Linked DNA regions of Mus musculus: regions 2, 3 and 4 are each linked to region 1. Evidence: chromatin loops called from intact Hi-C (ENCODE). Cell type or tissue: heart. All regions are shown on one strand. Region 1 holds the start of Gm33484 (a long non-coding RNA gene). Region 2 overlaps F730043M19Rik (RIKEN cDNA F730043M19 gene). Region 3 overlaps Atxn7l1 (ataxin 7-like 1). Region 4 holds the start of Atxn7l1 (ataxin 7-like 1).

Region 1 (8,000 bases):
CCCACAGTCTGCTGGTTTGCAACCCCTGTTCTCAGCCTCACCAAGGAACACCCTTGTGAGTCGGCTGACTTAGGTCTGACAGTAACAAAACTTGCTGATAGAGTGGTGAGACGCTGACATGCATATTCAGAGGTGGTTGTGGAAATGGTCTGAACACTACAGCTAAGTGCAGTGCTCCTAAGTCAGGCTGATGTGCGGTACTGTTGGGAGGCAGAGGACGGGCCACATCCTTTGTGAGCTTTTTCAGTCTGGTCATCTCCCATACCTTGTGGCTTGTCTTCTCTGCTTTTCTTTCTCATCTTTCCTTTCATCTTTCTCCCTTTTCATTGTCTGTGTCTCTGCGAATCCAGTGAACTCGAAGGCCTCATGCATGCTAAGCAAGGGCTCCGCCACTAAGCTGCATCCTCTAGCTCTTTTGGGGGGCTGGAGAGATGGCTCAGTGGTTAAGAGCACTGTCTTTTCTTCCAGAGGTCCTGAGTTCAGTTCTCAGTCACAACCGTCTATAATGGGATTTGGTGCCCTATTCTGGTATGTGGGCATACATGCAGATAGAGTACTCATGTGCATAAAATAAATCTTTGAAGAAGTATATTTTATTCTGAGGCAGAGTTTCACTGTGCTCACCAGGCAAAGTTGTACTTATGATCCTCCTGCCTCAGTCTCTTGAATAGTGAGGATTATAGGTTGTGCCACTAGGCCTGACTTAGTCTTTCTCATGAATAGCGTCTTTAAAAAAATATTTTCCAGCTCTAGTGAAGAACAACTGACCAAAAATTGTACATATTTAATATATACAACAACATACTGATTTGATACATGTAAGCCTTACAAAATAATTGCCACAATCAAGTTAACTAACACATTGAAAACTTTAGTTACCCTTTAAATACAATATATAATATTATATATTATGTATAATGTAATATTATATATAACACATAATATATAATATATACATATAATAATATTTTATATATTATATAATGTGTAAATTAGGGTCAACATACTTATATCCTCCCTCGATTATTATTTACTTATGCTAAAACATTGCAAATTCTACTAACTTTAAAAACATATGTGACATGTGGTCTTCACCTGTCATCAATCCTCCTTAGCAACAGCGCAGAAGGACTTATCTCTCCCTCTGTACTGTGACTCAGTCCCACCGATAGACACCTCATCACCATCTCTGTCCCCATCTGTCCCTTCTCCTGCTCTTACAGCCTCTGGGGTGCACCATGCTGCTCTCGGCTTCCTTGAGTCTACGCTGTGGACTACACAGTACTGTGAGCTCATTTCATGGTGTCTGGCTTATTTGACTAAATGCAATGACCTCCAGGTAGGTACACCTTATCATAAATGATGGGGTTTCATTTGTTTTGTGAGGTCAAATAGCATTTCATTATGCCTATGGACCATATTTTCTTCATCCACTTATCAGATGATAGGCATTTAGGTTGCTTCCATTTCTTGGGTCCTGTGATTCTACAATAAACATGGACATGCAGATTCCTCTTTCATATCCTGATTTAATGTCCTCAGTAAGTGTGAGATTGCTGGATCGTCTAATTTTTATTTTTTTATTTTTATTTCCAGGTATCTCCGTATTGTTTTCCAGAGCTGCTGTTTATTTATATTTCCACAAGCAGTGTGCAGAAGTTCCCCTTCCTCCTCCTCGTAAGTAGCCTTTGCTGTCGTTTACATGTCATGGCAATTCTTGCAACACCTTACTGTGGTTTTGACATATGTTTCTTGGGTGACTGTTAGCCTGACCCTTTTCATGTTCGTCTTGGCCATTTGCATGTCTTCCTTCAGAAATGCCTATGTAGATCTGCTGACAATGTTTTACTTGGAGTTTATTACCACTGAATTGCTTGATTTCCTTTTATGTCCCAATTATTAGCTCATTGTCAGAGAAATAGTTTGAAAATATTCCTCTCATTTTCTAGGTAGTTGGCTCTGCTGTTTCACTCGCTAGGCAGGCCATGTTTTTCTTCTGTTTCCTTCCCCACCTCCTTGTCCCTCCGCCTCTCCTCTCCCTCTTATTTTCCTCCCTTCTTCCTCTTCCTTTCCCCTCCTCTTCTCTCCTCTTCTTCCTTTCCTCTCCTCTCCTCCTCTCCTCTTCTTCCTTTTCCTTTCCTGTCTTCTCCCTCTTCTCTTTCTCTCCTCCTCTTCCCCTTCCTCTCTTCCTCTTTTCCTCTACTGAGGAATCCAGAGGTAGAATCCAGAACACCATCCATGGCAGGCAAGCACTTCCATCATTGAACTATATCTGAAAAACTTTGAGGCAGGACCCTGCTAAGTTGCCCAGGCTGGCCTCTGTGTCTTTAAATGCACTTTTCTTAATACATCTTTTCTGTGTTGCCACCCGATACAGTAATGAACACAGCAAATTGATGCTTCCACCAGAGACTCTGACTCCAGGAAAAAATGCATTATGATACTTAGGTCCCACTTAGGGCCCTATAATATTATAGGGTCTTACACAGCCTATAATTGCTCACCCATCTTTTGTTAAGAGAAGTAATAGAACATAGTAACTCAGATCATGAGCTCTGGAGCCAGCCAGTCCTGTTTAGATTTTGCCTCTCCTGCCCCATATGACCCTGTGACCTCTCCATCCTCTCTTTTGCCAATGGTAAACAACATGAACAAGACAGACAGACAGACAGACAGACAGACAATCCCTGATCAAAGGTATTCACACTGTGGTTGTTGGAAACCCATAATAAAAAGACACAGTATGTATCACATAGTAGATTCTATTTTCCCAGCCTTGGATCAGGGCTTTGCCACATAACAGCAGGAGGCAGAAGCTGATCCAGTTCTGGGCAGGAGCCCGTGGGGGTCTGTCTTTCCAAGTGCTTTCTGTTCTTCACTGCTGCCCCGATTGAGTAGGTGACTAATCTCAGGAGGATGAAAAGGCAGGAGGTAAGCTAAATTTAGCTGGGGTGATCCAGTCTCTAGCGGGCTCCAGATGTGTGAGTGGTTGCTGGTTTAAGCTACTGAGCTGAGGTGATTGACAGACTGCCTCTGTCTGTTGTTGCCTTAAGCCCCACAGCACATTTAATCCTTGCAGCAGTCTGAGGGTGGGTATTAGGAACCCTTAGTGATCGGAAATCATCTAATGTGCAATAAAAATATTAAAGTCTTGCTTGCGTGCAAAACTTGAAGTAAAGCAAATATCAACATCTCCTCTCTACCTCTCCAACCCAAATCTTGTTAAGAATCAAGAAGTTTCAAGGTGACATGAGTGGCCAGAGTCAGATAGTGTGGCCAAGTGCGTCATTAAATGTCAATCTGATAAGAGAAAGACTTTGCATTTTATTTATTTTATTTTAGTCTGAGGGTTTTTTTGTTTTGTTTTGTTTTTTTGTTTTTTTTTTAACAGAGTTACCCTATGTAGTGTAGTCTTTGTCCTGGAACTCACTTTGAAACCAGGCTGGCCTCGAACTCAGAGATCCACCTGCCTTTGCCTACAGAGTCCTGGAATTGATGGATTATTTTAAATAACCAAGCTTGTAAGATATCAAACCTCCATTAAATCCCTCATATAAAAAGCTGTTCAGAGGTTACTCTCGCAGAAGACTGGGTGTAGTTCCCGGCATCAACATCGGGCAGTTCACAGGCACTTTTAACTCCAGCCCCTGGGGATCTAGCGCCCTCTTCTGGCCTTTGAGGGCTCTTGTACTCACACTAACACCACCATCATCGCACAATCTCATAATTAAAAATCTTTTCTAAAAGGTTCTGCTTGTAATATCACGCCCAATTCATGGGAAAAGAAGAGGAGATGTGGAGCGCTTGGTCGCACAGCTGGTCAGCGAGAGCAGGATGTCAAGGCAACGCCGAATGCCTGAAACGGTTTCCCCGTGGACGCAATTCAGGAAAAGTCACCACAGGAGAGTCCAGTCCTTTCTTTGCTTAGGCTGAGTGGGTTAGTGTATGGTAAGAGCTCAGTGCCCTCCATTCTCAACCAGATTCTTGAATTTCTAGTGAATTGAGATGTGAGGGGCTTGATTTGGCACAGTCTCTCTGGCCCCTGATGTCTGCAACATTGTGCTCGGACTCCCCAGGATGATCCTCTGGGAACTTCCACATCCAGGCCTCCTGGTTTCTGCCATGCATAGTTTCTTGGTCTTAAAACGGGGTGATTTATTTTCTTTAAACGTTTAATTAGCTAGTGTGCGTTTGTTGTGTATAAAATAACGTGCAGGATTCCGTTCTCTTCTGCTCAGGGATTGAATTCAGGTCCGCAGGTTTGGCAGCGAATGGAGCCATCTCACAGACTCCTCACCTACTTTCTTTTCAGCTTCTGACTGATCTCTCCATTCTCCACCGCAGCGGTGTCTCATCCTTCTGGCGTCTGCTCCTTGGCTCAGAGAACTGAAGCCTAGAGAATTTGGTCAGCCTACAAATTCGGCAGTCAATTCCTGGCCCTCTGTTGCCCTCTAGTGGACTTTTGTCTTATAACTTCGTGTACACGATGCGTTTCAACTCACTGTGCTGCTGGAAGCCACTATTGTTTCTAATAGTTCAAAGGATGTAGCTAGCAATTAGATTTAATCTCTGACTCATTTCAGCCTGCTTCACAATATTAAGGCATGTTTTTGAAAAAAAAATCCCTCATTGTTTAATGGAAAGACGTGAGGCAAATCAGCGATTACTGTTTCAGAGGACCCGGGGGAAAGTCAACTCTCACTTCCACCAGTCTTATTAGTGTTAAGAAGCCAGCAAATAAGCCATTCAGCAAACATCATCTGAGCACGTGTGTCACGCACTGTCCAAGTAGTGGTGTCTGGGTGGAAGGAAATGTCCAATTCTTACACTGTGTGTCAATAGGCGACAACACGGTTTTTGCCGTTAAAGAGTAAAGACAACCCCACGTCTATGGCTTATGGGAAGAGGAAATCTCTACAGCCCTTCCTAACCACAAGCCAGTCCATTATTTCTGGGCTTGGTTAATTGCCATCAGGTCAGAGAAGTCGTAGCCAGAGAGTAAGAGAATGTAAGAGTCCAAGTTCTGGACAAGTGTACAACAATGAGCAAACTCCTTTTCCACAGCAGCATCACAAACACGTACTAGCGTCTGGAGGCTAAGGGTCACATGCCAGTAAGTGACTGGGGTTGAAATAGACTCTCCCAGGGGGGAATTGCTGCAAAGCACCCTGTGTAGGCCTTAGACTCAGCTGTGTGGGAGATTTGTGCCTTTGGTGTCTGAGATGGCCAGGCTCTGGGATCCACAGAGCATTTGTGGTAACTATGTGTCTGTTTTCTCAATGTTTCTTAGCCAGTTGTGGACTATGTAGCCTCTGATTTCAAGTAAAAACTTAACCAACCTCAAAATTCTGAAGTTTGAAGTTGTCTTTATTTTTTATTTGTGATTTGTTTGGTTTTGAGACAAAGTCTCACTGTGTATTTTAAGCAGCTCTCAAACTCACAGTCCTCCTGCCTTAGCTTGTCAAGTGCTGGGACTATAGGCTGAAGTCACCACGGTTGGAGCTGACAGCCTGCAGGAGAATAAATACACTCTTTCTTTTGAGACAGGTGCTCATGTAATCCAATCTGGACTAGAATCTCCGTGGATGACCTTGAACTGTGTACCACCATGCCTGGCTAATGAGCTTACCCTCTTAAAGGAAAGACAGCTGATCAGCACATGGAACACTACCCAGGTCAAAATCAACCCTCCACCAATGCCTCAACGTGGCTGAACTCAGTTTTTTCTGCCATTCCCTAGACCCAGCGATTTCTAAGGAGAGTAATCAAACCACCACGGTACATCCAAGGTACCTATGAGCCTGGCTGGTTTTAGGTAGCCACAATCCTGGAAGGGACTGGGAACAGAACCAAATTGGGTGGGCAGCTCCTCCTGCATGCCTAGGAGCTCGGAGCTCTTTCTGTCAAGGTATTTCTCTGCCTGGTTGGGAGGGGTAGGAGAGTGAGCCCAGGACAATCTGGCCTCTCCCTTCTCTTTCCATAATGCTCTTCCATTGAGGCTAATGGGATGGGACCCAGCTAGGCTTTGTTGGCCCATTCAGTTAAGAATGTTGGCAGAGATGTCATCTAGGGGACACTCTAGGCTTGCAAGCAAAGCTATACCCTATTTTTATTTTTTAACACCTCCAGTATTCTAATTCCTATAGGAAGCCAGTTAAGTGTGTGCTAAGAGTACAACCACAGGCATGCTTAAAATATTGATCTTAGTTTTATATGTGTGCTTGCCTGCATGTGTTTAGGTATACCATTTGTAAACAATGCCTATGGGGATCCAGAAGAGGGCATCAGATCCCCTGGACCAGGAGTTACAAACAATTGTGTGCTGCTGTGTGGGTGCTGGGAATCAAACCTGGGCTCTCTGTAAGAGTAGCCATTACTCCTAACTACCAATTCATTTCTTGAGCCTTAGAAACACACTTTAAAAGAGTAAAACAATAACTCCTTCCAACAGACTCTGGAAAATGCAGAGTACCCCGAGGAGCTTGCAGGCAGCTTTTCCCTAGAGAAATGTTAGAAGCACAGTTAGGCTTGACCACCCCTGATCTAGAGGCCTGCTGCTGTGTGCCTGTTCTCTTAGAAACATGATTGCTAAGGCAGGTTAGATGGCTCTGTGGTTAAAGGTGTCTGCTGCCAAGCCTGACAACTTGAGTTCTATGCTTGAGACTCATGGCGGATGGAGAACTGACTTCTGTAAGTTATCCTCTGGCCTTCACACTCAAGCACAAGTGTGAACACACACACACGAACACACACATACACACACACACGGTGTAATTAAAATGGTAATTACTGAAATGTTCTCTCAGTATATTTTAGGCAGCATATACACAGACAATACATCTGCAAAGCAGACAGGGTGTGCATTACTACTGCCTGCCGTGATAGGGTTTGCAAAGGACGTATGTCCAGGACACTGGAGAAGGGACCATGCAAACCTTAGTATCTTCCACAATACAGTGCACTAGTCCAACACACAGTAGGCTGTCTTTCAGCTGGACATGTATATGGCCATTTCCTTGGCAATGCAAATGAAGCCCACAAAATGTGGGAAATTGTGGCAGAAATGTGCTGTTTCTATTTACAGAGCTCAGTTTACTCTTAAGTTCCCATTGTTCCAGCGTCCTTCTGTATTCATAGCTGGGTCTCAATAGCTTGTCTAAACTGATTGCACTGCTGAGGGGCCGATTCTAGTCACTGTCATGTTCTGGCAGAAAAATCCCAAGTTTGGAGTCTTTCAATACGGACACAGCCATGCTAAATTAGCTGAGAAGAATCTTAGACTTTTGGATTTCTTACAACTGGCAAAATAATCCAAAAATACCATCAAAGTTTGTATAGGACATCCACCTGCATCCACTCTAGGGAAAACTATTTCAGGCAGTCTTGCCTGTACCACTCTGGGTTTCTGGACAGTGTACTTTTTCTTCCTTGTATGCACCAATGCAACAGCAGAGGTCTCTTGGGATACCTTCAACGTGACAGAAACATGACAGAGACTCCAGCAAAGAGGCAGCACCACCTTTTAGAGATCAGGAGGTTCCCGTCTTCAGGTACTGCGGGTTCTGGGGGTTCAGTGGTTATGCTAGTCAGTCTCCCAAGTAGTGCTGGACGTTTGTCTCCTGTGTTCACACCCCACGAGGTCACTTGACTTAAGTGTTGCCATCACATAGCGGCCACGGACAGTCTCAGCACTTAGTGTTGCTCACTGTCACAGAAGCAACGCTGGGTTTTCATCCTTCATGACCAAGCCTGTGTCAGTTTCTGCTGCTGACATCATGACAGACAGATGTGTACCAAGTGTTGGCAGATGCCACCAAGATGCTCCCAAATTCTCTGCTGTTTGGACTTTGCCTGGCCACTCTCTAGCTGGACTGATGAAATGTCACAGCCAAGATCAGGACGATAGAGTTGGAGTCTTGGCTTGGCCATTTACCAGCCATCCTGACCCGGTCTCTCTGAGCCATAGATTCTTATTAACTTTGATGAGAATTTTGGAGCCT
Region 2 (8,000 bases), 200 kb before region 1:
TTATAGATAGGCAAGCATGGAGGGAGGAATCAGGCACCACAGTGCTTCTAAGGTAGCGACTTTTGAGTAATTGACAGGCCCAGGACAGAACTTTCTAGAACCATGGACCTCTCCTCTCTTCATTGTGGTGTGGATAATAAAGCATATGTGCTCATCAAAGATAATTTTTAAAGTGGGACAGTAAGGACTGTACATTTAAACTCCATGCATTCAACATATATGAATTATAAAGGAACAAGAAAGACTGAATTTGAAAAAGTTCTGCAGCTGGAGTTGCTGAACAGGTGGTCTTTACCTCGAAGTCTGAAGCCCCCTCCCGCTCCTCACAACCACCTCACAGGCCCTGTCTGTCAGCATTCTGCTATCTGATCGCTTGTCATCAGAACTCCAGTTACCTGACATGGCTCTCATTCCGGCACAGCTAGCAAACCTCTGTGCTGCACAACAAAGCTGGAAAGCACTGGGTGTTCTCTCCCAGCAAGGAGGGCCCTCTGCTCTGCTGGTCAGAGAAGAGAGAGGCAGAGACTGGGCCCTCACAAACTGCACATGTGCGGACATGATTCTGTAGGACTTTGGCTCTCTCTGATGGGAACTTCTTTTCTATTGGTTCAACTCTTCTCCCGTCTCCTCCTCCCTCCCTTCTTTGCTTCTTCCTTTTCTTTTTAAACCCCCATTATTATGCTATACAATCCTGTCTGTCTTTTGTGGCAAGGAGACAGATGGGACTCAGTCCCACAAGCATGCCCTCTTGCCTGGAGCTCCAGCACTAGACCAAGGTCTGTCCTTTTCTCTTTAGATCTGATCAGTAGATCTTCATCATATGTAACTAACACTAATCTGTTAATAATATATATCTTTCCGTCTGTACTCTGATTTCCTGTTTATCTCACAACTTCTTTGTTCCGTTGGTTTCTCCAAACCAAAAGCCAAGTAACATCTGCGCACTGCCCTTGCTGGGAACGACTCTTGCTTGCTCTCTGTCATCTCTAGGCTTCCTTCCTTTTATTTTTCCTTGCCATTTATTTGCTGAAGAAACTGAGCTTTTTGTCTCACAAACCAGTAAATACCGGAGTGTGCCTCTTTCTTACCTGTAGTTCTGCTCAGCTGATAGCTGATCATCATGAAAACACTTCTTCCCCAAAACAACAGCTTCCGTGTCTGACATCTGATCACGCTGAGGAAGACCCTGGCCTAAACTCTCCTGAGACAACAGCACCGAAGAACGATTAATCCTCCGGCGGTAGCGACTAGTCTAGTCTGTTCACTTAAAAGAAGCCAAACAGAAAACTGCCTGCCACCCTTAGCCTCACACCGACCATGAACTAGAATACGAAAGCCCCGCTTTGTGTTTGTGAACTCGTGGGGCTGATAAGAAAGAACACAGCCTTGGAGCTAGATGCCTTCTGGTTTGAATCCCAAGCTCGAGTTTACTAAGTACAAACTTTTTCTCAGAATCTGTGTCTGATTCCTTATAAATAAGGATAATGTCTCTTTCACCAGGCTGCTGAGATGCACCTGCCATGTATGGTGAGTTCAATAAATGTTTCTTTCTTTTCTGGCTTAGGTTAAAAATAGGAACTTGTTTTTTGTTTGTTTGTTTGTTCGTTTGTTTGTTTTTTAAAACCCTCTTAGATCCCCAGCTTGTTTAGATCCAAACATACACGTGACATTTACCAGCTTCATAAACAATAGCGAAGGTTTTCAAACACGCTCTAGAAAGGAGAAGGAGAGCCAGAGCAGGAAATACCACACTCTTTCCGGCCTTGTAATTAGAAAGTTCAAAAACATTCTCCCAAAGCTAGCATCATCCATTTCAGGCCGAAAACATGCTATGCTCTGGACTCTGGAACTTGAGAACACATTCCTTCTAGCAGAACACGAGTTCACTGTAAGTGCCTCAGAAACATATGGATGAAATTTCCCTGAAGCCACTCTAGGGGTTAGGAATTAGGAAAAGAGGGCTCGGCAGAAAGCTTTTGGGATTTCGCCAGGCCTAAACGGACTGAGAAAGTTAGGACACAAGGCAGATCTTCAACGCTGCCAAGTTTACTCACAAGGATTTATAATTAGAGTTCCTTTGAAAAGCACTGCCTCACAAGTGGCAGAAGACAAAAAAGCCTTTGTTCTCAACATTTCAACAAGGTTGCTAGTCCCCAGATGGACTGTTACAGGCTCTCAGCTGACAGCGTGCTCGGAGCCACAGCATTGCCCGTCTATGGCAAGTGCCTGTGTCCTCTGAGGTCTCTTGTTTCCGGTGAGGAGTCCCTGTGAATTCCCGGATGAAGGGAACAAATCTCGATGGGTATTCTTGAGTTACGGTGCAGAACAGCTGTGGGACAACAATCAGCTTCCTTCTCCCATGTAAACTTCCTCCTCCCCGTTTATCTTTGTCAACTTCCCCAACGCTCTGCCTTCTACTTGTTTCATTCTCCATTAAAATCAGCCCAGTGGAAGGTGGCTGTGTGTGAGAATGTTGAGAGGGGAGAGCTTTAAAATGTTGAAGGGCTCCAGCACAAGATTTCAAGGGGGACCGAGGGCTTTAGGGATGGACAGTTGCAAAACCCCAAGAGTATGAATGAAGGAAGTCTCCCAGTACCTATGATGTATGCTGCCATCCTGTCTTCTTGCCCACTCACTAAACCAAGTTTTCCCAAAGCTGTGTACCCGTTTTTCTCAGACAAACATCAGGGGGGCCTGGGGCCTGGTGTCAGAGTCTCTCTCCTAGGATACAGCAATGGACAGAATAGATGTAGACCTTGCCTTGCCCAACGGAGCAGGGAAGATTGGCCTGAAACCCATAGATGTATAAATCCAAGTTGTGATCCAAAAACACCACGAAAAGCAGGATTAGGTTGAAGGTTGGACAGGCTGATTTGGAGAGACTGCAGCGGTTTCTGGCCCAGGAACATCTCCCTTCCAGCCCAGTGCCCTCTAAGGAACATAGTCATTGGATGCCTGCCTTAACAACACCCCTTTTCCTAATAGAGCGTCAGAAACCCGGAGCACCAGTTTGCTGATAGGTATATCTAGCTGTTTTCTCAGAAAGCACAGGATGGCTGGAGAGGTGCTGACTACACACAGCAGTGTGCGCAGCTTTACAGCTCCATGTGCGGAGGAGTAACTCCAGGAAGTCCACCTGACATGGTGCGAAAGGTCCCAGAGGAGCAAGAGACGGCCAGGCCAGTGTCTCTCTGATTACTTCACTTGCATATTGTTAGTGACTTTTAAATCCTTTCCCCTGCCTTGCCCAGTTTACTATGCAACAGCATATTACATGTTACAAAGTAACACAGTCAATAGTAACTTGTGGTCAAATCTTCATCCTATGACTACTGGCTTTCTCTTTGTATCTGTTTCAAAATGGGAAAAAAATCTGAAAATAAAACCAAAGCAACTTATGAGGATGTTTGCATGGTTGCTGTGTGGAAGTGGTGCTGGCCTGAGAAGGGCATGCCTGGCTCTGACCTGGGAGAGAGGGAGGAGGTAGGCTGTGGGAGGCTGGCTGCCTTGTCTGCTTAGAGAGTTAAGACTCCTGTGGGGCACTAGATGGCAACATTTCCCTAAAGCTAAACACAGCAGAGGCAAGGCCCTGTGGGCAGGTCAACCCTGCCTAGCTCCCAGTCCCAGTACATACATACTATGATACCCAAAGCTATGGACAGAAGAATGAATAGACAGAAAGCAGAGCCTAAAGAGCTCATCACAGGAGTCCTTGCTAATTGCCAGCAGCTAACATGGTCACACCATTAATGCACTGTTACACCATCACAACTTTCAGCATCATTACCAACACCATCACTGTTACCACCATCACTGTCACCATCCATCACCATTATTATTATCACGGTTGCCGTGATCACCATTACCACTACCACATCGTAACCATGGCCAACCCATCATCATCACCACCATCCCACTCTTCCCGGCAGCATCACAGGCATCATCACTGTCACCATTATTACTACTGTCATCACAATCAACATCATCACCACTATCACCATCACTACCAACACTGCCACTCTACCCACCACCACAATTGCCCTAATTAAATTTTTATCACATCTTCATATCATATCATTGCTACTACTAAGTCTTTTATGCTCTATTCATTCTATTTGTTTGTTTATTCTTAAAGTGGAGTGACTCGGAGGTTAAGAACACATACTCTTCTTACAGAGGAGCCAAGTTCGATTCCTGCCCGGCATCCACATCAGGCAGCTCACAACTGCCTGTAACTTCAGTTACAGGTGGTCTGGTAACCCTTTGACCTCCTTCTTTTCCTCCAGCACACACACATAAAATAAGTAGCAATTAAAGCTGTTCTTAAAAATAAAAGAAACTTCACTTAGATTAAAAGAGAGATCTGGCTAGAGATGAACATGTATTTAAAAATATTTTTTGGCCAATATAACTACAATTATATTGATATGCTGCTGTCTGGTATAAAAACTTTGGGGAAATGTTTTAATGGCTCCATAAGAATGGTTTCTCTTTGCGTTTGGGGGGTAGGTATTGAGCTGCAGTTGTCCTTCCCAGGGTTACTATTGCTGTGATAAAACTCCATGACCAACAGCAAGAAAAGAGGAAATGGTTTACTTGGTTTACATTGTAGTCCACCATTGAAGGAAGCCAGGACCAGCCTAGCTCAAGCCCAGCCTGAACCTGGAGGCAGGAGCTGATGCAGAGCCCATGGAGGGATGCTGTTTACTGACTTACTCCCTGTGGCTTGCTCAGCCTGTCTTCTTGTAGAACCCAGGACCACCAGCCCAGGATGGGCCCTCTCATATCAATCATTCATGAATCACAGGATTGCCTACAGCCAGATCTTCTGGAAGCATTTCTCAGTTGAGGTTCTTCCATATCAGATAATGATGATAGTTTGTGTCAAGTTGACATAAAACTACCAGCACAGCAATATTTGAAATCAGTGCTGTGTGTGGACTGAAAAGGCCCCCTGGAATTGTGTTTGCAGTATCAATGGATTTAGCACAATCTCTGCTTAGCAACCACCCCTACTTCCTAGTCCCTGGCCCTTTCACTAGTCACCTGGCTCTGTGTGTTCCTGAGGAGGTAGACCAGCCGACCAATGGAGAGAAGGGTGCAAAGCACTTGACACAGACAAATATTTGCTAAACTTCCCATTTAATTGGATTGATTGAGTAGAGTGTTTCTTGTGGACCAGAAGTCAAACTAAGTGAAAGAGTAGCAATCAAGGTGTTGTTGGTGGTGACAATGACAGGGAGGAAGATGCCAAGGGAGAATCACCGGCAGAAGTTGATTGATGGCTGCCTGACTTAAACTGCCTTTTTCTCCTCTAAAGCTGTATGCTCCACAGCTGCCACTTGACAGAAGTAGATTTTTCAACCGCACTTCTATTCATGCATCCAACCAACAAGCCAGTCTCCAGCATTTCTCATCGTAGTCTCGGTCTCTAGGGATACGGCAGTAAGCATCTGCCCTAGCAATGCTTACACACTGGTGAAGAAGAAAAGCGGATGAAGAATTATTAAGTATAATTGAGGTTTGATAAGTGCCAGTACAAAAGTGAAGCAGGACTCAGACCCGGTGAGAGGTAACATTGAGTATGTGTTTGGTGTGTGTGTGTGTGTGTGTGTGTGTGTGTGTGTGTGTACGTGTGTTTGGTGTGTGTGTATGTGTGTGTGTACATGTGTTTGGTGTGTGTGTGTACGTGTGTGTGTTTCCTTTCATTAGATTATTCAGATTCACCAACAGAGGCTACTTGAAAGAGATTCAAACACAGAGAGCTTACTAAAAAGAGGTAATGAGTCACATGAGTGTCCCTGAACTAAGACCACTATTGACTGACAAGTCTGGCGAGCAGAACCCAGGCTTCCTGCCGCTGAGCACCCGTGTACTACTGAGCCCGCTCTGCTTGGCTCCTTTCTGGTTGGCCCTAGTTATACGAAGAAGGTTGAGATGGCAAAGTGCTAGGTTTGGATGGATGTGCCCTTCCAAATTCCATATGTTGAAACTGAACCTTTAGGTGGCAGTGCTTAAGTTAAGTTAGAGGGACCATCATGATCAGAATTAATGCCCTGATAAAGGATGCTTCCCAAAGCTGTCTGTGCCTTCCTTCTGTCCCTTCAGCCTTGTGAGGCTAAAGAAATGTCACACTCTCCAAAGAAGGGTGACCCTCACTAGATACTGAATCTACCAGGGCTTTGGTCTTGGCATGCCCAGCCAGTTCTCTGAAAGCAGGCGTGATTGCAAGGGGGAAAGAAACATTATCAGAAACGAATGCAAATGGCATGAGAGCAGTTAATATGCATGGCCAGCTGGTTCCACTGAAAATTTGCTAAAAATAATTGCTACTCCATAGAGATGATCAGCAGCCCTCTCTCATGCTCACTGTGTGTGCTTCTTCTCGCTAGTGTACCCAGTGCGTTATGCAGCTGGTAACTTATTTTCCTATTAACGGGGCTTTAAAATCTACAAATTGAAGATTATTATTAATGGTAAATAATTGCTACATTTGAATCTGCTCTTGCTAGAAGTATTTAAGTTCAATGAAATGTAAGGCAACCTTGAGGGAAAAGGAGGGCGTTGACAGTGGGCCGAGGGAAGAGTGAGTTATTACACACAAGTGACAGAGGCCTCAGTCAAAGCAATGCTGAGTGAACTTTGCCCTTTAGGTTGGTTTGCATGGGGTAGACATGGCTGGCTTTTTATCCTTCGCCTGGTTCAGGCACTGGATAAAGGCTATAGCCAAGTGGCACCCTGCAGAAAATACAATGGATGAAGCCCTGCCCATGCCTGGGGTCCACTGGGTTAGGTGAGCACAAAGGAACGGCAGCCAGGGGTGTGGTACGAGTAAATGAGGCTGTGGCTTGGGAGGCCAAGTCTCTTAGAAGCTGCAGATGGGGAAGCTCTGAACAGAATCATACTCTGGTCTGTTTACTGACAATACAGCTTCTTCTAGAAATCTCTTCTAAATGTGTGTGTGTGTGTGTGTGTGTGTGTGCGTGTGCGTGTGTGTGTGTGTGAGAATACCCATATATGTACTTACAGGTACAAAGATGCATGCCATGCATACATGATTAAGCCAATCCAAGAGCTATTAATAAAGTTATATGATTATAAGTGATGGTCAAATGATTATACAATGTTCCTAAATAAATAAATAAAACCAGGATGTCAACTTCACCAGTCTGGACATCACCTGGCAGCTAGGAGGCCCAACGTACTGTGGAAGGGACCCAGTTAGCTCATGACTGGACATACTGTCCAGTGACCCCCCCCCCCTCCAACCCTACTCCCTGCCACAGCTCCCAGCCAGACTGCAGTATAAAGCCATCAGGATCCGAGCTGTGACAGCAAGGCTGTCCTCCAGCTCAAGGACACAGAGGGCTCAATCTGTTCTCAGTGCTTCCTTTCACACTTGCTTGCTTCGCTTGGGATTTCCCAGGGACATGGGTCTGTCAACAGATCTCTCGGCAGCACATTCTTAAACAGACATGACAATGAAATCAATAGCCCTGCTAGAGCTGCCAACTACTGCCCAGGGCAAAGGCAGGACAGCTTTGCCCAGGCCTGGTGAGGGGCTCTGAGTTTCCAGAGTCTTTTCCTCTGCCTGTCTTTCTCAGAGCAGAGCCTTTGTCCTGAGTCAGGAAGAAATGCAGTGAACCCACCACAGGCAGGGGATGTGGCCAGATAGACAACCTCAGAAATGCATACAGAAAGAAGACCACTGCTCATCGTCAAGGACCCATGTAAGGGGTAGGCAAGAGTAGGAAGATCCGAGTAATAAGCTAGGCACCCCTGATTCCCTACTTCCCCTTACTGTTCCCCAGTTAAGTTCACTTGCTTAGAGAACTCATGGGCATCAGTGAATAATGACATGTGAGCTTGCATGCCCTCCCAAGAGCCTGCCAGGTCTTACACGCGTTCTCGCGACCGGCCAGGAAGAACGCAACAAACCGGAATCTTCTGCGGCAAAACTTTATTGCTTACATCTTCAGGAGCAAGAGTGCAAGAGAGCA
Region 3 (8,000 bases), 360 kb before region 1:
TGTGGCAGCACTGTGGGATCAGTTGACTGAGAGCCGAGAAGACTGTTACACCACACTACCCACTTTTTCTAACAATTTAACTATTAACATTTTAAAAGCACTTGAAATCATCTCAGCATGAGGTTCTTTTAAATAACAGAGAATGAGTCTTCCTACCCCCCCCTCAACCCCCAGCTACTATTCTCTAGAGATGAACATTCAGACAAATTAAAAACTAGCAATCGGATTCTTTCCCACTCAGCCACATAATACAGAACAAAAAAAAATTTTTCCCCTTCAGTTTGAGGGTATTGATGGGCAATTTGACAGGAGCTATTAAAATTAAAATGTGTATCTCTATAGCCCAGTAGTTCTTGAGGAAACACAGGCTAGCACGACCATTATCAACAGCAGGGGGTCGGAGGGGGGGAATTATAACCAAGTCACCCATTTATGAAATCTATTTACAAGGAAGACAGTCATGTATGGACTGGAAATAATACATTCTTGTGAATAAATTATGCATGGTGCTCTTATTGTTACTTTTCTGACCACTCTAACAAAAGGACGAACGTGATGAAGAAAGAAACGAGGTGAGGGCTGCTGTTCAGGGTTTTTTTTCCCCCTTTCCCTCTTCTTTATTCAGTCCAGGACCCCACCCATGAGATGCTAACACACCCAGAGTGGGCTCTCCTCCCTCAGTTAAACCCTCTGGAAACACCCTAACAGGCATCCTGAGAGGGAGGTGTGTGCTCCACGGGACTCTAAACCCAGTCAGGTTGGCAGTGAAGATTGGCTGTCGTATTATCATCTGCGATAAAAGATTCGGCGCCAGATGAGCTGGTGCACGTCTAGAAATCCACCACTCTGACATAGGGGGATGTGTTGTGAGCTCAAGACCAGGCTAAGCTACAGGATGAGTTCAAGACTGGCCTGGGCTCCATCTTAGAAAAGATAAGAAGATGCATAGCAGCCCCAGGCATTTTCTGTAGGCCCGTGTCTATGGATATAAATAAATATGGAAGTAAAATACCCCAGAGAGACAAGTCCTAGATTGACAGCGGCGTTTTTATTTGGGACCCGGACTAGACTTGGGAGTGGCATTGAGGGGAGTTTTAGCTGCATTAATGAATTACTTGTGTGATGTGAGACTTTTTTATTAAAAACCAACCAACAAACACACAAGGAAAATGACAGGAAATGTGTGCTCCACTTTGCTTCTCACTGAAGCTGCTCTTTGTGAATTTACTATTCAGCTAGAAATAATGTTATTAAAGTGTCCTCTCGGATCTAGGAAGGAATGCAGACTGTGACAAGAGAGTTTAACTGTATTACCAGTGTAGGGAACGGCCTCGCTGCGGGGAAAGTGCTGACTTCAGTAACTTTGGAAAGAGCAGTCTATAAAATTAAAGGCAAAGCGGCCGGCTCGTAAGCACTGCACAGAGTTGATGAAGCCGGCTCCCAGGAGTTACGGTTCCGATACTGCAGCCCGTGCATATTAGAACTGAACAATTAAGAAAACAGATAGCACGGGGTGGCGGCCAGGTTTCTTACTATTTCAGTAGAAATTTATGGATAGGCAATGGCAAAGTCTAATAAAATAAAATAAAATAAAATAATGTCCTTACCGGGATGGGTTTGAGTCAGAGACACTGAAATGAATCCCTATTGAACTAATACAGACACAGGTGGAGACATTCAGACACATTTATAGGTATGTAATGTTTATGTTTATCTATAAATGTAGATACATAGGTTAAGATACACAGACTTATTTCTCTGCTCTGTCAGCCAAGTGGGAGACTCAGAGACAGAGAGTATGTCTCATCCCTAGATCTTGGCTCCTTGGATTACTCTTCAGTGAAAGGAACTTGGACTCTTTGGAGAAATAACTGATTCTTAGACAGGGACAGGACATATACAAGATGAACCTGAAGCATCCTGCAATGCTGGAAAAAGCAGAAAAAAATTATACAATTCTAACGACAAAAAAAAAAAAATGATCAAGGCTCCCAATCATAGGAATACAGCCCCAACTGGACTGCCTAAGCAACAAAGTGACTCTCCCCTGTCCCCACCCTTTCCACCCTTCATTCTCTGGTGGGATACCCCTTGGTCTAAATTAAAGATTAATTTCTTAAAACTACATTTATCGATTGTGTGTCAATCAATTCACAATTGACTGTGTGTCAGAGGCCAGGGGATGGCTGCGCAGTTGGAGCTCCCCTGCAACTTTGTGGTTTCTGTGGATCATCAAGCTTGGCAGCAACGGCCTTTAGCCATTTTGCTGGCCCTAAATTAAAGAATTGTAAGTCCTCATTGACATAAGTAAATGTCTGAGCAAAGAGACAGTTGGAGGAGAAAATGTAACTTCTCATTGTAGAGAAGTCCCAAAAGACCACATTGGGCATTCTACACACAGGACAGGGACTGTCAATCCCACTTATTAGTGGCTTGTGCTCTGTGGTTCCCTCCAGAGAATGAAGGATGGAAAGGGTGGGGACAGGAGAGAGTCACTCTTTGGAGAAACTGACAAAGGGCACCTCAGAAACTTCTTCAGCCGGGTGGAGAGAAGCCGTGTTAACAGGAGCCCTTCTGAGCATCAGCTGTCGTTGATAAGGTGTGAGGACATTTTACATCTGTGGTCCTTACGCCAAGAAGCTTAACCCTAGCTTAATCATGAAGAAAACATAGGCACAACTTTAACAGAGAGTATCCTGTGACATACTGGGCTAATACTCTCCAAAATGTCAAGGTGACAAATAGTAAGGAAATGGAGGAACAGGCATGGCGTGGGGGAGCCACGGCAGAGGAGAACCAGGACAGGAAGGGACGTTGGGTACCACTGAGGTATGCTGAGCAAACTACCTTTCTCGTTAATATTAAGGGAGCAACACTGTTTCGACCATGGTAGTACATGTCCTTCACTGATGTAGCATAAGATGCACACACAGGAAACAGTTTTCTTCTAGAATCGGCCTGCCAAGAGTAACATCTGTCTTTAAAAGAATACCCTTAAAACATTATTTTTTTATTTCTTCTGAAAACTAAAAAGAAAAAAAGGAAGGAAGGAAGGAAGGAAGGAAGGAAGGAAGGAAAGAAGGAAGACAGGCAGGCAAAATCTAAGTACAGATTTCAGACAGCTTATAGACACATCTTCTGTTTTTACTTTGGCAGTGACTTTTGAGCAGTTCACAGCTGCCCTCAAATGTGTGAACCAACATTGAACAAAATAGCGCCTATGTTGGGTGGGGACAGGGTCACTGTCAGACTTGTATATAACCGCTAAACTTGTTGTAGCTGATTTTAATGGTGGTGGTAGTAGTTGTGGGGAGAGTCCTTCATTTTATTGTTTGGAATTAAAAACTATTTTGGTTTTACGTGTATGAGTGCTTGTCTGTATGTATAGGCATACTGTGTATGCAATACTGACAGAAGTCAGAAGAGGGCGCCAATCCCTTGGAATTGACATTACAATGGTTGTGAGCTGCTGCCACGTAGACCCAAGTTGGCTGCTCTTAAGCACTGGGCCATTTCCATGGCCCCTGCTCAGAATCTTTGAATCCCCTTTAGCTGTCTGCCTCAATGAATTTTTGGTTGCTCCTCACTCCTACTAAGCATGCTCCTCCTGCCTAGGTGCCTCTTCACCTGCCGCTGCTTCTGCTTGGAATGCTGTTGTGGGTGTGACTCAGTCCACAGCGTCTGAGTTCCTCTCTGTATCATAGAGACCTTAGTGGCTAAAATAGCAACCCCCCACCTCATCACTACCCATCTTCATTTTTCACTCCCACCGTGCTCCCCTCCCCCAGTAATAATATAGTTGCTTACTGTCTGAGGTCCTTAAATAGAGGGTGATTTCCATGAAAGTAAGCACTTCCCTTTTGCTCTTTGTGGCCTCACCAGTACTTGGAATAGAATCTAGAGCATGGCAGGCAAGAGCGGGCATGCAATACCAGTGGAAGGACCATAGAAACGAGTGGAGTTTAAAAACCTCTGGAGTGTGTGTGGAGTGTGTGTGTGTGTGTGTGTGTGTGTGTGTGCGCCATTGGCAAGCATCTTGAGATCAAAGGACTCGCATGGGAATCAGTCCTTACCTCCCCCCTTGTTTTCAGATGTAACATCTTTGTTGTTCATCGCTCTGACTTGTAGGCTAGCTTGGCTGCCGTCAGAATGCTAGGAGAACAGATGGGAGCTAGCCAGCTGTACCCAGGTTCCAGGGAACTAAACTCAAGTCTTCACACTTGTGTGACAAATACTTTACCTACTGATGCATTTCCCTAGCTGGGTGATTTTTTTTTTTAAATCAAATGAAGACTAATTGTGTGCTGTTAGGTATTGATAAATCGTCACACTGTACATGTTCAGAGCTGGTGCACATCTCAGCTACTTAGGAGACTAGAGCAGGAAGACTGGAGCCAGGCTGTGTGGCACAGTGAGACCTTCTCTCTCTCTCTTTTTTTAAATTACTTATTTATTTTTATGTATAGGAAGGGTACATTATAGCTGTCTTCAGACACACTAGAAGAGGGCATCGTATCCCAATACAGAAGGTTGTGAGCTACTACGTGGTTGCTGGGAATTGAACTCCTGACCTCTGGAAGAGCAGTCAGTGATCTTAACTTCTGAGCCATCTCTCCAGGCCCCGAGACCTTGTCTCTTTTAGTTACCTTTCTACAAAATCCTTGTGTGACTTGGTGTTAAAGTTTAAGTCTATGAAGTGGATTGTTCATTAAACGAATATTTATCGGTGGACACGAGGGTACAAAAGCAATCAAGGCCACTTTCTCGCCTATAGGCGCTCCATCCATCCACCCATACACCCACTGCCCCTCACTAATGCTTTTGAGTCCCGTTAAATGCTCAGTACTGCATGTTTAAGATTGTATTTGGAACATTACTTTGTCTCTCTGTCCTGATTGATAATCCTCTCAAGTTCGGGGAATTTAAAAATTTAGTTGCATATATGCCAATGACTAACTTTCTGACTCTGAAAGAAAAAACACTGAATTCTGAGTATTTGTTTCTTTTCTGGTAAGCCGGGGTTTAAGATCTCATTCCAGCCTCACCCCACAGGGATACTGGGAATGTCCAAGGAGGTGGAGACATCCAAGCACAAATGTGCTCTCTCTACTGTGAAGTCCCAAACACATGGAAGAGATTCTGTGCCAGAAGATGTAAAACATGACACCCAAATCCACACAAACAAAACCAAACTCAGACCGCTTCTCGGAGCTGAGGCAGCTGTTGTCATGGTGAGAAAAATCTGCCATCATTCAAAGATGCCACAGTTGGACAGCAATCAGGACAGGCAGTCCAGTGCTTGTTAAGGCAATCCTCTGCAGAGAGAGGAGACCATGAGCAATCTCCAACTAACATTTGAGTCAAGTGGCTACCAGGTCTTCACCCTTGCTTGGACTCCAGATGGGACTCGTTGGCTCTTGTGTACTACATGTTGTTCTGAAGGCTCAGCAGACCTCGGGATCCCTCTTCTTTCTGCTTTAAAACAAACCCTTGCCTTGGCTGCCTTTGTTCTTAGGAAATGCAGCTTTATCGTAAATGAAAATGATCCCTCAAGGCTGACATACCCACACCTCTTGTCAGGCCAGGGTCTCCTCCTCCACACAGTAATCAAGAGCAATAGGCATGGAAAGGAGGGAGGAAAAGAGGGAAAAGAGGAGGAAAGGGAGGGAGAGAGAGAGAGAGAAAGGGATGGAGCGAAGAAGGAGAGGAAGAAGAAAGGAAGGGAGAAGGAAAGGAAAACAGGGAGAAAATGAATATAGAACACAGCAAAGCAAAAAGAGTAACAGAGCAAGCGATGAGAGAATCCATATTTCAATAGATATCCTTTCCAGAACCACGAGTAGACCCAAACTCTGGAGTTTCCCTGTCTCTGTATTAATGCTCCCTTTTCCCGGTGGGATGCATAATACGGTCAGCATGATCTGAAACAGCCAGGCCAACAGACATTGCTGGCGTAGTCCCTGTGGAGACAAAGACTCACCCTTCTCTGTGCATGCCCACTTACAGGGGCTAGCACAGTTTCTGATGAGATACCCAGAAGGTATTCTGTTCCCTGAGTCTCTCTCCTTCCCTCTGGACCAGCATGCCCTTGGCTACCCTTACAGCATCTATAACAACATGGATAATATCTGTCATTGATAGTATCTGCCTCACATGCTCTGGGCCAGGCACTGAACACTTCGGCCTCTTTGCAGAGATTTCAAGCCCTCTTTTGGGATGTTCCATTGGTTCAGGGTCCTGGACCTGCTTAGGAGCAGTCTAATAGACATTGTTTTCTACTAACCTGTGTGTCTCTCCCTTCTTTTTTGTTGTCTTAGGACAACAACTATGGAGTTCAGGCTGGTCTCCAACTTGCAATCTTTCTGCCTCGGTCTTCTGAGTGCCAGGATTACAGGCATGCAGCATCTTGTATTATACTTTTTAAAAGATGGCATGGCCGAATCTATTGTGGGGAGGCTATTAGGGCACTGCACTGGGAAGAGAAAAGACCTAACTTCTTTTCCCATAGCTTTTTGTTGTTTTTAAGGAAAGCTTTCAGACACACAAAAAGCACAGCATATGTATATACCGACCACCCAGCTTCACCAGTTGATATTTTGCTAATCCTAATCCATTGATCCCCACTCCATCAGCTGTTACCCTATAAAGCCAACAAGGGGCATGGGCCATTTGTCTGTTACCTTTCGGCAGTTTGCTCTTTCTTTCACTGTTTAAAGACTCAGAGGCTCTGGATGGCCCAGATCAATTTCTGGTACTTTACCACAGTGGAAAGAGCACAGGCATAGGGCTTGCATTGCTCCATACGAAATGAAGCAAGCCTCTACCAATGGCCCTTCATTTAATTATTCTTGATAGGCCAACAATCGTTCACGTCACTTCATAATTATTATTTACCGAAAAACAAGGGATAGAGGGGCTGGATCGAGTGTCTGTGGTTAGGAACATTGGCTGCTTTTCCGGGTTCAATTCCCAGCACCCACGTGGCATCTTACAACCACTTGTAACACCAGTTCCAGGGAGCTGACAACAGACAAAAAAGCAAGTTGTCTCAGGCAAAGGTTTTGAGGAAGATGGGAGACCAAAGGGAGCTACAGAGTCTCTGCTCAGGGAACCCGCTGAAGAAATGGGGTTCAAAATATCACCCTTCTTCTGCCGAGCTTTGCAGGATTTTGTGAAGAGGCGAATGTTGTGGATTAGTCCAGTGGTCACAGGGCTGATTAGAGTGCTCTGAATGTAGGAACTGTGTAAAGAATAAGGAGTCTGAAGACGTGGATCAACTGTGCGTCTACACTGCTCATTAACTATTTATGCGACCTGCTTACCACGTGGGCTTAATCTCTCTGCAGCACAGTAATGAACTGATCCGCCAACATCTCACTCACTGTTTCCACACATGAAAACTCCCTGAGCTGTCCTGGTTTTCCTTTGCAGGAGACGAGGCTCCTGGCGCAGGACTTGTAGACATGAGCAGATCCATCACCATTGGGTCTTTGGCCTCCGAGGCAAGGCACTTGCCCATCTGTGGTCCCTCCTCAGGCTCTGATAGGACCTGGGACATCTGCAGCCCAGACATTCTTTAGCTCTGACCATGCCTGAAATTTTGCAAAGAAAAGGCTCCTCTCCTCAAACTGCCAGAGAGCTGAGGTGATCTCCAGGTGCACACTAGGTGTTGAGCTTCTGTGAGTTGGAGGCACCTTAGAGCAGTGGGTCTGGGGAATTGAAAACGTCCTGAGGGCCTGGTCCCTACCTCCCAGGGAGACTCGAGTGCAGCCAGGTAGAGAGGCTCTGCTTCAAAGCAGGTGCCGATGCACACGCCTCACCTTGCTTCCTTCCTCGGCCTTCTTTGTCAGAGTCATCTTTTTGCCTCAAAGCTTTTGAGATGGAAGAGACACATTCTTTTTAGACTTGACGATTCAGGTCGTGCTGGCTTCATAAAATCAATTGAGGGAGATTTTCATCTTATTCTTTGGTCTCAAATAGTTTGAATAACAAAGGACCTT
Region 4 (8,000 bases), 240 kb before region 1:
TAAAAATTCATGGTAATTAAACTAATACCTAGTTTTACAGAACTAGTTTCAGTAATAAATGATGGTAATATCTGTAATAATAAAAAGGAATCAAAGAGGGCATGCAGTCAGCTCTTACGATACACTGAGCTCTCTGTCTTGCTTCCTAGCGGCCCTGATAATCTGTTTCATAGTTAAGGGCCCTTCTGAGACACGTGGATGCCATTCTTTGTCTACAAGTTAGTTTTGTTTTGTTTAGAGTTTGGTTGAGACCCTTAGTAATGAAAACATCTTCCCCAACTGAGTGAGACTTTGGCTTGGGAAACGTCTTCAGGCCACACCTACCTGGCTGGGTAAAATAGTGTGATATACAGCTTTAGCATAGAAAAATGGCCTTCCTTAGAATTTTCTATCAGTTAGCACAGTTCTCATGATGAGTGTGCCAGCAGGGCTCCTTAGAGCCTCCTCTGAGGAAAGCTATGGCTTTTCAGACCAAACTGAGGCCATAGTGTTCTTCCTGGGGGTCACACATTTGTGGTAGACATTCGGCTCAGGCCTATACTTCTCTGGAGTCTGTACTGAGACCCCTCTCCTCTGCTGCGATCTGGACTGGGTCTCTCACATCTGTGAGGTCTGGACTGAGATTCTTTCCCTCTTGTCTGCTAAGGTCTGGATGCAGCCCCTCACATCTGTGGGCTCTGGGACTAAGCTCCTGTGGTCTGGACTCAGGTCCTGAAGACCCCAAACTATTCACAAACTGTTTCTAGTAAGCAGATTACACAGTCCAGTTGGATTTTTTTGTTGGTTTGTTTTCATTTGTTTGTTTGTTTTGTTTATATTGAGCTAAACTTTTTTAAAAACTGAGAAAATATACCCTGTTATTCTCAATATTTCTGAAATCATTTAAGGTGTTTTGTTTGTTTTAAATGCGATGAGTTTTTGTTTCATTTTGTTTTTAAGTTTCTTTAGAGGCAGATTGTTCGGCATGGCGGTATTTTAAATGTTGAGACATTCACTAGGAAAGCCTGAGTACAGAGGTTTCAAAGTGACTACGGAGGGCAGTTAGTCCCAAACCCTTGCTTTACGTCTATAGGATCAACCCAGAGAAGTGAGCCTTTTTCTCCCCAGGGCCTGAGTGCCAGGTTGGCTCCCAGTTCTCCCTAGTTCGTCTTTCAGTGAAGCTACCCTAAGGCAGCCCTCACAAGCCCAGGCCAAAAGGGAACTAGCAACAGTTTGCAATTCAAATGCCTTTGCTGAATCCTCTGTAAGTATAATTTTAGAGGGGATAGGAAGGCTGATGGGAAGGTTCTTCACGGAAACTTCAGAGCATCCAGCTAACAGGACCTCCTCAGCATAGGCGACAAAGCAAAGGAAGGGATGCAGGAGGAGATGTCAACTACCAGATTACTCAAAAAGTCTGCCAGTGCCTGCAGTATCTGCCCCAGCAGTGGCGAGATAGCTCGGGAGGCAAAATGACTCCAATTTCATATTTCCAGCCTCACTTCCCGTCTGAAAAATGATTGTACCACATTGATGCTCAGAAAAGCACTATTCACAATAGTCAAAAGGTAGAAACGGCCCACACACCCAATGGATGAGTAGTAGATGCCAAAAGGAGCATGACTCTACCTTGAAAAGGCCTGAACTGATACACGATGTAACATGGATGAACCCTGTGAACACTCTGCTAAGAGAAACAAGCTCAACCCACGAAGGGCAAATATCGTCGTGGGAGGAGTCAGGTTCCCTGAAGAATCTCGAACAGGAACCTTCCCAGAGGCAGAAAGGGAATGGAAGATGCCAGGACCAAGGGGCTGGGGGACATGGGAAATCATCGCACATATGATTACGTCTGCTGAGACGGTAAACAGGCCGGGAAATGAAGATTAGTGACAGTTGTAAGACACTGTAAATATACTTAATACCACTGGGTTATGTGCTCAGGAAAGCTTACAATGGTAGGTTTTATGTTATATACTTGGCACTGCAACAGTATGTCCTGCCATTTCTCAATTGCAACCCTAAACTTTTATTCTTTTATTACCATATTTCTCCTCAAGACCTGCTTCTAGCCAACAGCACCATGGCCAGGCATGTATGTTCATAAACACAGATGCACAGAGTCCCACAGGGGCTACGCTGGGTCCTGCAATCATCCTTCACAAGTATCTGCCCACCCTAAGGCCTCCCACTTGATTACTCCAACAAGGGGGCCCAATGTGACCACACTGTGACACAGAGCCTCGGCCCAACTCTTAAGTTCTTACCAAAGGGCATGCACTTGCTACACACATGTTCTCTGTAAGAAAAGCTGCGTTCCTACACTAGGAAGACCTCAGGAACTTCTCATTCCTCATTGTCACCCAAGGCCACTCCACGAGGCCCACAACAAAGAGATTAAGTCCATGCCTGGCTATATAAGCCAACTGCTTGGGACACTGAACAGCGACAGGGTGTCCCTCCTGCAAACGCATTCAATTCGAAGCAAATCCTTGTACCCTCACAGGACAGAGGAGAGAAGAAGCAAGACTATGATTTCTGAGAGAAGGAGAGCATTTCATTCTCCCTTGCTCGTGCAGCAAAGAGAACCTGAGAACAAGAGCAGTCTGACATAGATGGGGCAGCAGGAAGATAAATTTTGTGGGTTATGGTCCTAACTCATCACCCTGGCCTGCCACGTGCCAATCCTGTGCACGCCACAGCCTTGAGTCAACTTTAGCATACAGTGCTGGTGGTCTGAGAGCTTAGCTCTCTAAAAGGTTCAAGACCTCAAGAGTTTCCTGGGAAGAGAGGCGACCACTGGGGATCCCTTTCCATTGCCAACACACATGAACATTTAGCACCAATAAGCTGCCACTTGTAAGAAGCCCGCTTGACGCCAGTCCCCCGAGGATCCTAAACACACGCATCAAGATCACGCTAAGATATTTAGAGGCAAACATCTTTAGAATAATGTTTTGTTCCCAAAGTACTTAATTAGCAGAAACACAGTGCCGGAGAACAGCCCTTGAGTTAAGATGTAAATGTTTTAATGTCCACGTTCTTTCCTGAAACACAAGCGATTCGTCTTACTGGACGGTCAGGAAATAGTGTGGCACTGAAAATCGGCAATTCTTGGTGTGAGTCCGCAAGTCCCAACTTTCCAAGCAGGTCTCATCCACCTCTGCGGGCAACACCCCCTTTCACCAGTGGACTAGGCTGCAGACTCGAATGGCTTTTCTCCACTCGCCGCGGATGAGAAAATGCTCCTACTGTCAAGTTACGTCTGAACTTTTTTGACAACCCCCATCAATTCCTCTGGCCCCTCCATGACTCCTTCCCACCACCAATTTCGGCCAGTTCTCCATACAAGACTCCAGATAGTGCATCACAATTCAAACGAACCCATCCTTTCTTTAAGCACAAAGTAGGTCCTCCAGTGTGGCTCCATTTGAAGCCAGAGGCCAGAGTGACCAATGGCAGGCTTGCAAACAAGGATCACTGATTTACAACAACCAAAGGTGTATGGTGTGCCCAGGCCTGACATAATGGCTTCACTCACATGCCAGATCTGGGGTCATTGTCTGTTCAATGTGTCCCCTTTCAGGTATCATATTTTCATGCTGGGAAGCACAGATTTGTGGGGGGAGGGGTCAGAGTGCAGGCCAAAGATCTGCACATATTGATAACCCCTAACCCTGGTCACTGCCTACAGTCTGTGACCGTGACCAGCAACAAGTAACAAAATGCTACTTGCAGCCAAGGCTTGCCATGTGCAACGGTTTTCAGTGAGAGTGGAGAAGCTGCCGGAATGACCGACCATGTGGGGTTCATTAAAACTTGTGAATTTACATACAAGGGAGGCTGGAATGCTTGTGAAGGGAGCCCCATGCCTCCTCACTCAGGGATTTCAAACCCCACCACCACCATTGGCCAATGGTGCTCCAAGGAGAATGGCAGAGACCAATGTGGACTCCAGCGGAGTGCAGTAAACTTCTGCCTTCCACAGCCTCCCCCACACTGAAAGACCCCCCCCCCAAGTTGTATTTATACTTCGAAGAAGGAAGTTAACAGTGAAGCAGTAGTCACCTGGGCGTGCTCAATTTCTGACAAGCCTTAGTCACTCTGTACCCAACAGAACAATTCACATTATATTCCAAAGCCTGTGAAGACTCTGCCACACAAGCTAACACTAACATGCCAAGAGCTCCACTTACCTTCTTTATTAAGCCTCATAACCTCCCTGCTTTTGCCACCCTCTTTTCCAGCCTCTTCTAAATCTACATCTGCAGATGAAAAAGAAAAGGAAAAAAGAAAATGAGGAAAAAAGGGGGGATGCCAAAGTCAAGGGGGGAGGGAGAGTGTTTATTGACAAACAGATCGATCTAAATACTGTATCTGAAAATCTTGCAAAATTTGACAATGCAACATTTTCTCCCGAGTCTGGCTTTCCATCTACCTGGCCCAGATAGGTACCCCCAAAAAAGGAAAGGAAAAAAAAAACTATGCAAGCAGCAACAGAGTCGCCTTTTAAACAGACACCACCGTGGGGCTGCGAAAGCCCACCCCGCAGGCTGCCTGCCCCGGAGAGCCAGGCACAGACAGACAGACAGCTTTGCTGGCAGCCGGGCCTCTCTGTGCTCTGATGGTCTGTGTCTGTGTGTATTTATTTAGAGAGAGAGAGAGAAGCATGGAGGACGCCGGGGGCCACTCTCTCTCACACACACACTTTTTCCCAGTGGCTCTAGGTGAATGGAAAGGTTACAGGATAATAAAAGGAGGTACAGGCGGTGGGGTTCTTACTGTCGGAGCAGTGTAATTTGGCGGCGTCGATCCAGGAGGACCAGGGTTTGCCCAGAAACGCCTCCGGACTGGGCACTTTGCGGTGCAGTGTCGCCATTGCTGTTCCTTCTTGTTGCTTTTTCCCTGTTCCTTCGGCAGCAGCAGCCGAGAGACACGGGATTCGAGAACGCTCCGACGTCATCTTCGGAACGTTCCGACATTGAGTGTTCTGAGAGGGGGAGGAGGGCGGCGGAGGAGGCGGGAGGCGGGGCGCGCTCGGCCCTGCCCGGCCCTGCTGTGCTGCGTGCAGCCGCTGGGGGCGCCAGAGAGGCGCCGTGTGCGCGGGGCTCGGGAGAGCGCGGAGTCCGGCAGGCTGAGAGCAGAGCCTGAGTGCGCCGCCGGTTCAGCCGGGCAGGGTCGCCTCGCGCCAGGATGCTGCGCCCCGCCGCCCTGTCCAGCCAGCAACCCTGGCGCGACCCCGGGAAGAAGCACAGGTTCTTTCGTCCAGTCGCCGCTGGAGGACCGAAAGTTTTGCTCGCTGCAAGTCTCTTCCTCCCAGAGTCCCAGTCACCCACCATGCGACGTCCCAGAAGGATCCCGGAGGCTTAGTGGGAACGAAATCGGCTGTTTTGCACCCCTCCATCCTTATCCCTCAGGGTAGAGCAGGGACTCTAGAGAGTACACCTCCCAGCTACCATCCACTTCACCCTGTCTCCTCTCTCGGTGAGCCTTGGAATCCGGTCTCTTCGCAGATGCCTTCAGGAGTCAGAAGCAAAGGGGAAATGGACATAACTCCGAGAAACCGGTGAGTGGGGGCAAGGGGAGTGATCATCCCATCCTTGGTTTCATAGCAGGCAAAATTCCAAAATCATTTTGTCTCTGGCGTTCCCGGGGATCTGTGCGATGGTTGTGTGTCCCAGCTGGTAGAGCCACTGCGGAGACTTTGCTCCGCGCACACCAGAGACTGAGCGAGCTCAAGGCTCTTGGGTGATGCTAAGCCCCTCCCTCAGACCCAGCACTTGCACAGAGCAAGCAGGTTGGCCAGAGGACTTCGCATCACCGGAGAACCTGACTGCCAGGTGTGTAGACGCGTGGCGCTTTGAGATGTCTCTTCTGACCCTAGGGGCTGGTAAATGAGACCTTAACCTTCTGTTACCTCTTTAGAATTGTTTGCTTACTAGGAATTCCCTAAACTGTAAAGACACCCTTACCCCCGTAATCAATAACTTTTCTATTTGTGAAGCATCCTTCCATTCTTACCACTGCTGTCCCCGGGAGCCCTTCTGCTCCACACTGAAGCGTTGCTTAATTCTGGGCTGTATTCTGGTGGGGCTGGAATGTCCTGGCACTCAGCACCATGAACCTCAAAACCTGCATTAGGATGGGGGCGGGGAAGGAACCTCTGGAGGCTTGTTTTCAGCTGTGATGTGTGTGCGCGAGTGGGCCTGCCTCTATGGGACATGGATAATTCTCAGGTTTGGATGAATTGCTACCTAACTAAGGTGCCAGTGGGTAAGGAATTACCTTACTTTAAATACTTGTGGTTTGGGAAATATTTCTCAGACCTTGACATCTTAGATGAGCCAGGCGCTGTACCTGACATTACTTCACCCATGCATCTTTTTAAATAACATTGTTTCTCATGGACCGGTTGCCCAGGGTCAGAGAGAGAGGGAGATCCATCCTGGTCTTCACAGAGCTGCAGCTGGAGAACGATCATGCTTAGCTCTTCAGGGAAGCTAGGCATGTGTACAGTGACCCCAGACCAGTGTGGCAAGGGTATGGACTTTCACGGCAGGGCCAGTTCCTTGGCGGAAGTTGAAATGAGCTAAGAGTGTTCAGAAAAAATGTGTCACCAAGAAAACGGAATCTGCTCTGCATATTAGAAATTGGGAAGATCTTATAGTAAGCTGAGGTCTGGTCTTGCCTAGAAAAGGGGACCATGCAGAACCTTGGGTGAATGTAAGCATATGTGGGTCGATGGTGTGGCTTAGCTGTGTAACGTCTTGTGTCCTACTAGGACCATCATTGGGAGCTAGCTGGAGGCAGCTAGGAAAAAACCAACATGTTCCATTCAAACATGTCCCCAAAATTGCTTAATAGACTTCGACTTAAATGAATCCATCTATCCCATCTGCCACTCTTGCTAAATTTCTCTGAGCATCTCAATTTGTGAGGACTTTGCTACCTACACCATTCGTTTTTCTCTAAGATTTCTCAGCACCTGGAAGGCAAGTGTACCACCCACCTTGCTGGTTGGACCATGTTGTTTATTTTTCCTACCTCACTTCTGGTGATAGATTAGAAACAGGACTAACATCAGAAATCCTCCTCGCCACCTAGGAATACCAGTTGGAGGGATTTCAGCTCTTTGTTAATGGATAGCACTAGAGCCCAGCCATGAATGAGCCGGGCATGATGAACAGACTCTTTTTGATAAGTAGAACTGAAGGAACCCAGGACATTTGCATTCTGGCAGGGCAGGGCAACCTCCATGGGAATGTGTCCTCTGCTTTCCAGTCCCCTTGCTCCTGGCAGAGTCAACAGACTCCTGTCTCCTAGGATGTGCAAAAGAGTTCTGTACTCCCTGTGGCTCGGACTTAGTGGATCCTGCTCTGTTCCTAACCACTGTCACTTGCCAGGGCCACCATAGGAGCAATGGTAGCCCTTTCTTACCCCTTAGCTCACCTGGGAAGAAGTTGAAAACTGATGTACGCGTACTCACTGAAACAAAGCCAGCCCTCATTGCTTAATGTAGTTGGGGGAGGGGAGCTTGAGGGAGCGTGGGATAGTGTGAGCATGTGATTCAATGTCCCGAATCCTACTGAACCTCAGCTTTCTTGATCCGTTGAATGGTCACCCAAAGCTGCTGTTCTCTTTAAGTTAATGTATTAGGGGAAATTCAGGGTGCTGAGCCCTGCAGATAAATAAGGCCTGATACATAGTGAGTCATAAGACATGTTTGTCATGATTCTCTCTCTCTCTCTCTCTCTCTCTCTCTCTCTCTCTCTCTCTCTCCCTCCCTCCCTCCCTCCCTCCCTCCCTCTCTCTCTCCCCCTCCCTCACTTGCTCTCAGTAGTTGCATTGGTTTTGGTTTTGGTTGCTTGTTTCTGTTTTGTTTTGTTTTGTTTTGAAATGGGGTATCACACTATAGCCCAGGATGGCCTCAAACTCACTGTGACCTCACAGCAATCTTCCCGCCTCGGCCTCCCATGTCTGAGGCCTGTTTCTTTAGTCAGGATGCATGAGATGCTGGGATT

The links. A loop is a pair of places that touch in the nucleus more often than their neighbours do. Peaks named below come from ENCODE experiments on the same cell type or tissue, not always from the same donor. Only the 100,000 strongest peaks of a DNase experiment are listed, where the experiment ranks them.
Region 2: it touches region 1 in a loop (4-fold over the local background); 16 of 42 quality-filtered maps call a loop at or near these places.
Region 3: it touches region 1 in a loop (4-fold over the local background); 13 of 42 quality-filtered maps call a loop at or near these places.
Region 4: it touches region 1 in a loop (2.7-fold over the local background); 2 of 42 quality-filtered maps call a loop at or near these places.

Annotation. Positions count from the first base shown.
Region 1 is chr12:32,906,693-32,914,692 of GRCm38, reverse strand. Gm33484 (a long non-coding RNA gene) reads left to right here and starts at 5,559. Exons shown (of 3, transcript XR_381437.2): 1 at 5,559-5,789; 2 at 7,453-7,550. In heart, CTCF peaks have their summits at 3,664 (motif pointing left) and 4,460 (motif pointing left); no DNase peak of the experiment used is centred here; H3K4me3 peaks cover 698 bases; H3K27ac peaks cover 277 bases; H3K27me3 peaks cover 598 bases.
Region 2 is chr12:33,105,287-33,113,286 of GRCm38, reverse strand. F730043M19Rik (RIKEN cDNA F730043M19 gene) reads left to right here. Exons shown (of 6, transcript NR_015602.3): 6 at 1,150-1,576. Among named protein-coding and RNA genes, the nearest start is that of Cdhr3, 16 kb to the right of the region's middle. In heart, a CTCF peak has its summit at 3,546 (motif pointing right); DNase peaks (open chromatin) are centred at 2,246 and 3,536; H3K27ac peaks cover 1,433 bases.
Region 3 is chr12:33,265,377-33,273,376 of GRCm38, reverse strand. All of the region lies in intron 3 of Atxn7l1 (ataxin 7-like 1), which reads right to left. Among named protein-coding and RNA genes, the nearest start is that of Gm38649, 11 kb to the right of the region's middle. In heart, a CTCF peak has its summit at 3,417 (motif pointing right); no DNase peak of the experiment used is centred here.
Region 4 is chr12:33,144,677-33,152,676 of GRCm38, reverse strand. Atxn7l1 (ataxin 7-like 1) reads right to left here and starts at 5,706. Exons shown (of 11, transcript NM_001374022.1): 1 at 4,762-5,706; 2 at 4,176-4,244. The coding sequence starts at 4,942. It overlaps F730043M19Rik (RIKEN cDNA F730043M19 gene), which reads left to right and starts at 5,091. Exons shown (of 6, transcript NR_015602.3): 1 at 5,091-5,545. In heart, no CTCF peak of the experiment used is centred here; a DNase peak (open chromatin) is centred at 4,956; H3K4me3 peaks cover 2,307 bases; H3K27ac peaks cover 1,361 bases; H3K27me3 peaks cover 1,744 bases.